Regions from separate parts of the Homo sapiens genome. Here region 1 is linked to region 2. A link is a loop called in an ENCODE intact Hi-C map of the cell type or tissue named here. Cell type or tissue: PC-3. All regions are shown on one strand. Each heading gives the region's core, and the rest is flanking DNA. Links, peaks and the distances in the headings are about the cores only. Region 1 has its middle 110 kb from the start of LINC02053. Region 2 has its middle 160 kb from the start of LINC02053.

The links. A loop is a pair of places that touch in the nucleus more often than their neighbours do. Peaks named below come from ENCODE experiments on the same cell type or tissue, not always from the same donor. Only the 100,000 strongest peaks of a DNase experiment are listed, where the experiment ranks them.
Region 1: it touches region 2 in a loop (4-fold over the local background); 2 of 110 quality-filtered maps call a loop at or near these places.

Annotation. Positions count from the first base shown.
Region 1 is chr3:180,305,583-180,308,513 of GRCh38, forward strand. No RefSeq gene overlaps it. Among named protein-coding and RNA genes, the nearest start is that of LINC02053, 110 kb to the right of the region's middle. In PC-3, for the core only: no CTCF peak of the experiment used is centred there; a DNase peak (open chromatin) is centred at 1,299; H3K4me3 peaks cover 1,116 bases; H3K27ac peaks cover 1,651 bases.
Region 2 is chr3:180,248,715-180,251,645 of GRCh38, forward strand. No RefSeq gene overlaps it. Among named protein-coding and RNA genes, the nearest start is that of LINC02053, 160 kb to the right of the region's middle. In PC-3, for the core only: no CTCF peak of the experiment used is centred there; a DNase peak (open chromatin) is centred at 1,627; H3K27ac peaks cover 1,648 bases.

The DNA.
Region 1 (2,931 bases), core at 93-2,592, 57 kb after region 2:
GTTTTTAATCTGATCTTACTTAAACTCAGCTATTCTATAAAGTGAAGATTATTTATTACTCAGCCATATGTTAACTGATAATCTGTGTATATGAACTATGGTGTTTAGCTTTATTATTCTTTTGCCCACCAGAAGAAATTCATTTCTAGATTCTTTCCAAAGGATATTTTTGCCATTATCATTATTATTTTCTTTTGGTTAGGAAAACTTAAGGCCTCTCTTGTGAAACTGTGACACACAGTAATGCAAAGAGACTTCTGTGATGCCACTTCAAAGACCCAATCATTTCCATGGAGCAAACACCCTCATTTCCACTTGACAGCAGCACTTGCTTATAGTCTTGAAGAAATTCTTCTTCCTAACAACCTTTCTTACAATAGAACCATCCTTTCTCTCTGACTGACCTAATACAGTCAGAACTAGTTTGGTGAAAACATATTTTTAAAATTATGGCCACAAATTTCAGTAATAAACTGATACTTCTCAGATTTTTGCACAAGTTTAAAAATGTGTATCTTTGATTATTTTGCTTTTCCTCCAGTTATGATAGTTTCCTGGAGTCTAATAAATGTGGACTTGTGTGCTGAATGTCAGCTCAGTTGTAGAAAGTTGTTGGAAATTCATTTCTTAAAACATTATACATTATTTCTCACTTCTAGAATATTGAATGGGCCTAAATCCTTTTTATTCATCTACTGTTAGCTAGAGGCTAGTAGAGGGTTATATTTCTCAGTTTAAAACAACATACTCAGCACACCAAGTGGAACCAGTGCTGTTGAATTTGACAAATAGTGCAAATATTTAACTTGGGTGTGCTCATTTTCATTTTTGTTTTGCCATCAACAGCATTTTGTTTTCATTCGATTATTATCACATTCACTTTTAATTTCAATCCTGTTGTTATTCAGCTGGAAATTCTGAGATACATTTGCTATATCACCTATGGTTTTTAGAACAGTGCTTAATATACATTAAATTCCCAATAAATATATTTAACTGTCTTAATTATTAAAATGAAGAAGAATAAAGAAATTAGGGAAATACATTATTTTGTTGCTGTCGACTTAGTTGAAGATTCTGGATTTTTGTAACAAGCTCAAATCAGGATATACCCTGTGGTGATATGATAAACTCTGTTGGGAGTTGTGCTTATTCCTTTCAGGCCTGCAGGCAGAAACACCCACACGAAGAGAGCTCAGCACCCAGCTGTCCACGGGATTTCCCTCTCGGCATTGTAGATGCCCTCTTTCTTCTTCCTCTGCATTTCTCCTACAACAGTGACTCATTTAGAACTATGTTAAGGGGCACGCCAACCAGACAACTGCCAAGGATATCAGTTGTTAAGGAATGCTAAGGCATCAACAGAGTAAATCAGGAACAGGTGCCGGTTAACTCAGGTTTCCACCTGCACTCGATGAACAAAATGCAAACTGGTATTGCTCTGCCAAGAGGAAATACAAACAACCCTGCTTGACGGTGCCTATCCTGTTGAATACTCTGCCTGAAATCAGCAATTACAGCTGAAATTTCTGAAATGAAAGAATGCATGGCACAAGCCTATTTGAAGTGAATACATAGTTTATTATCCAACTGTTCAACCTTTTAGTGGAGTTCACAGAAAGTTTTCTGGTTCAGAAAATTGACAAAAACCAAAACCAACAACAACAACGATGACAAAAACAGAAGACAGAAATATTTTTCTTATTTTTCATCTTCAGAAGACTGAATCTGCCTAAGTTGGTAGAAGTGCATTTAGCATGTTACCTCTTTTAGTGTATGATGTTATTAACAGGAAATCAGTTTCTCCCGTTGTCTCTACTGTTGAATAGATAGTTAAATATTTTTGGTTTGAAGGGGAACAATGTATTAGTACGTCTCAGTTTAGTCCTGAACTATTTCTGTCAACTGGATCTCCGTTTTTATGGGAATCACTGCTGTGCAAACCTGACTCACTTTTGTTCTCTGATTCCAGTCCAAATTCATCTTGCACCTTGAGAATATTCACTCTGGGGACCGGTCTTTATTGCTGTGTGTGCTCTCTGCTTTAACCAACATGAAAAATAAAGAGTACCATCCAGGCTGTCATATAAATAATTGATGTCTAGTGGTGGTAACAGGTAGGCTCAGAGGAGAAAATGGTGCCCAGGGGACACAGAAGCCTAAGCCCAGCTGGTATCAGTGACCTGCAGAGAGGACGACATCCAACATGAGGTAGTGAGGCATCCTCTCGGTTTTCTAGGCAGAGAAGTCCTAAATAGCATATGTGGACATTATTACTGGGTGTGTGGCTACAAATGAGACTTGATAACAGCACCTTAAATGAAAAATAGTGTATTTTCGTTACATGCCAAGAAATATGGAGCCAGCTAGCTTCTACACTAGTTAACTACTCAACAACATCACAGACCCAGATTTTCCACCTTTGTGTTCTGCAGTTTTTAGCATTTTGGCTTTCATCCTCATGTCCATAGCTCATATAGCACTATGGCAGCTGCTGTTTATATTCCAAATTCATGTCGAAGCTAGGAAGAAGTAAGAAATGGGAGGGCTCATAACAGAGTGTATCTCTTTCCATCAGCATCAGAAGCCTTCCCAGAACCACTTCAGAGTCAATTGACATTTGGGTCACATGACCACATTTGGGTATTGAAGAGCTAAGACAGCTGGAAACAAGTCTGCCATAACTGGCATTGACCAATCAACTGCTCATCCCTGTGAATGTGAGAACATTGCCATTCTGAACAAGGTCAGAATTTTGTTAACAAGGGAAAAAGAAAAGATTGGAGTCAGTAGATAATGAAAAGGACCTGCTATTGCCACATGTCATTGGGGTGGGAGGTAAGTAGCAAGCAAGAGAGGAAGTAAGCAGTGTCCATCATCTTGCAGCTGAGAAGACAGTCTCTGAGAACACACATTAAGCATTAATTGGAA
Region 2 (2,931 bases), core at 183-2,682:
TTTGGGTTTGTTTGATTGCTCTTGTCATATAAGCAGGATCTTGCAAATAGTGATCCTTCAGCCAACTTTGGCACTTCTCTTAGCAGAACCCTCACTGGGGCTCTTAGTCAAACACTCAGTATTTCCCTCACATTCTCTATAATTAATAATCCATGTAATATGACAGAATGCACTATAATTTTATAACTTTCCTAGACTTCCTTTGAAGTTTATAATAGTTTTTAAATTGTAGTTTAAAACAAAATTAAAGGACATAGATAAGCATAAAGTTCTTTACTTCCTTATAATATTTGTAGTTTTTCCACCCCAGACTCCTACAAAACTAAGCACTGCTAACAGTGTGGTTAGATCTTTCTTTCTATGTATACATGTGTATGTACATATATTTTTCCCAAAAATCTAGGATCATATATATTATTTATAATCTGATTTTTTTGCTTCATATATCATGCATATCTTTCCTAATCTATAACATCTTAAGAAATTATATACTGTTCTAGATCATTATTTATAATAGTTGTATAAAAGTTCAGTGCTTACAAATAATAAAATAATTTATTTTATTAAACTATCCCTATTATTGGATATTTTGGTTATCTCTGACATAGTGGCTTTATCATCAATAACCTTTTGATTTGCTCATTCCAGTACATAATTAATTTTTATGTTAGTACATAAATTTTTGAAAATTATTAGAAATAGCCAGATTTTAATATTTTCTATTCTTACATAAAAATTTACCTTAATTTTGCTCATCCACACAATGTACCACAATATTTGACCTAAGCCTTGTGGAATCATTCATTTTCCTAGTATTTCATTCTTTAATTTTTTACCTACTTGCTAATGCCTCTTTTCTACACTCCTTCTTGCTCTTATCCTTTGTCTTCCTAAAAATCTACTCCTAGGCATTTCTTTAACAGGGAGGTAAAATTAGCTAGCAACAACTTAATGTTTTCCTTTCCAAGGTTATTGCGTTTTAACAGGGTTCAAAATCTTATACTAACCAGCTGAAACTGTAATGGAGGAATTGTAAACATCCACCAGGAGTTTAAAAAGACCCCTATAAACAAACCATACAATGGCTTATTGCTTATTCTTCATATTTTAAGATTTTTAGGGTACAGATTATCAGCTCTCTACTTCTCAGTTAAGTTGCAAATATGCTGGATATGCTTCAGGTCCTTTATATGAGTCAAGGTGGAAAACTAGAGAGTGAGTAACTTTAGGTAGAGATTACCTGGTGTTTTAATACTGAGATGCCAAGCATAAAACAGACACATAATAAATACATGTGGTTTAATTGATCAACTACCAGAAACTCAGGCTGTGTCAATCTGTAGACTGCTGACTTAACTTGCTTTTGTGGCCAGTCCCTGCAATTCTGTTACAGATAATACGCAGGGGAGGATGCTCTTAAGCAAGGTTCCTGATTCCTTCATATATGAAAGAAATAATGATCCCACAAAATCAGGAAAATTGGTACTGAGTCAAAAAGGCAGATAATGACAGGTGGTGGTAGACAGAAAAACTCCACCCCCATCATGCAAAAAATATGAGCAAGACATTGCTCTGCCAAGTTCACTAAGGGAGATAATTAAGTGAGTCACTATTGTAAACACAATAATAGAATAGTGTACATGGTAAAGTGGAACCAGAGGAATGAGCCATAAACTCTGTTTAAAGAGGTCAGGGAAATCTTCACCTAAGAGTCACTACTTGAGCAGGGTCTTGAAGGATGACTAGGAGTTCATTAGATATATGAAAAGAGAGAAGGAATACAATGTGAAAAGGAGTGGAAAATGTATTAGGTTCAATAACCTCCTACTATTACGATCCTGGAGTGCAAAGTGTCGGGTTGCCAAGCAGCAGAGGGTAAGATTGGAGAGCTGGACCTGAAGCTATCACAGAGGATTTGTGTGCTATATGAAGGAGCTAGGATTCTATTCTGTAGGCCAGTGTTTCACAATGTTAGCTGCACACTAGTACCACCTGGAGAGATTTTTTATTTTATTGTTTTATTTTTTATTTTTAAATTTTGTGGGTACATAGTAGGTGTCTATATTTATACATTCACCTAAGAATAGAGTTGCGCTTGAGTCCCAACCTAACAACATATCAGCTCTGTGGCCTTGGGTGAATTACTTCTCTTTGAGCCTCAGTTCCCACTTTGGAAATGAAGGTGTTATGGATGCCAAGTGATATCATTAGTGACACTGTGTTTTGTAAAATATTATGTGGCTATGTAGTTATTATTCTTCTTATCATTAATGACTCACAAGTATATAATGTATATGTTTTCTGTGCATGCATATGGTATAGAAGAAAATATCAGACTATGATCAAATAATCTGTCTTCAAGTCCCTTAGGCACTTTACATTACTCCTTATATTTCAACATTCATTAAGTGAAAGTTGGACAAGTGTGTGGTTTTGAAACACTGCTTAATGAAGCCTTAGCATTTTTCAATGAGATAGCTCAGGAGCTTTCAAGGCATGAAGGAGTGGGCTATGGGGAGATTACAACTGTTCTACTTTTACCTTCCTACTGTCTTAGTTTGAGCTGCTATGATAAAGTACCATGGTCCTGGTGGCTTATTAACAACCAAAGTTTATTTCTCACAGTTCTGGAGTCTGGAAGTCCAAGATCGGTGTGCCAATATGGTTGGTTCTGGGGAGGGCCCCCTTCCAGACTGCAGACTGCTGACTTCTTATCGTATCTTCACATGGCAGAAAGAGACTGAGAGCTTTCTGGGGGCCCTTCTATAAAGGCATCAATCTCATTCACTAGGGCTCTACCTTCATGAACTAATTACTTCCCAAAGTCTCCACCTTCTAATATTATCACTGTGGTTGTGAGGATTGCAGCCTATGAATTTAGCAGAGACACAAACATTGCACTTATATATTGAAATTTTTTGGTAATATTTT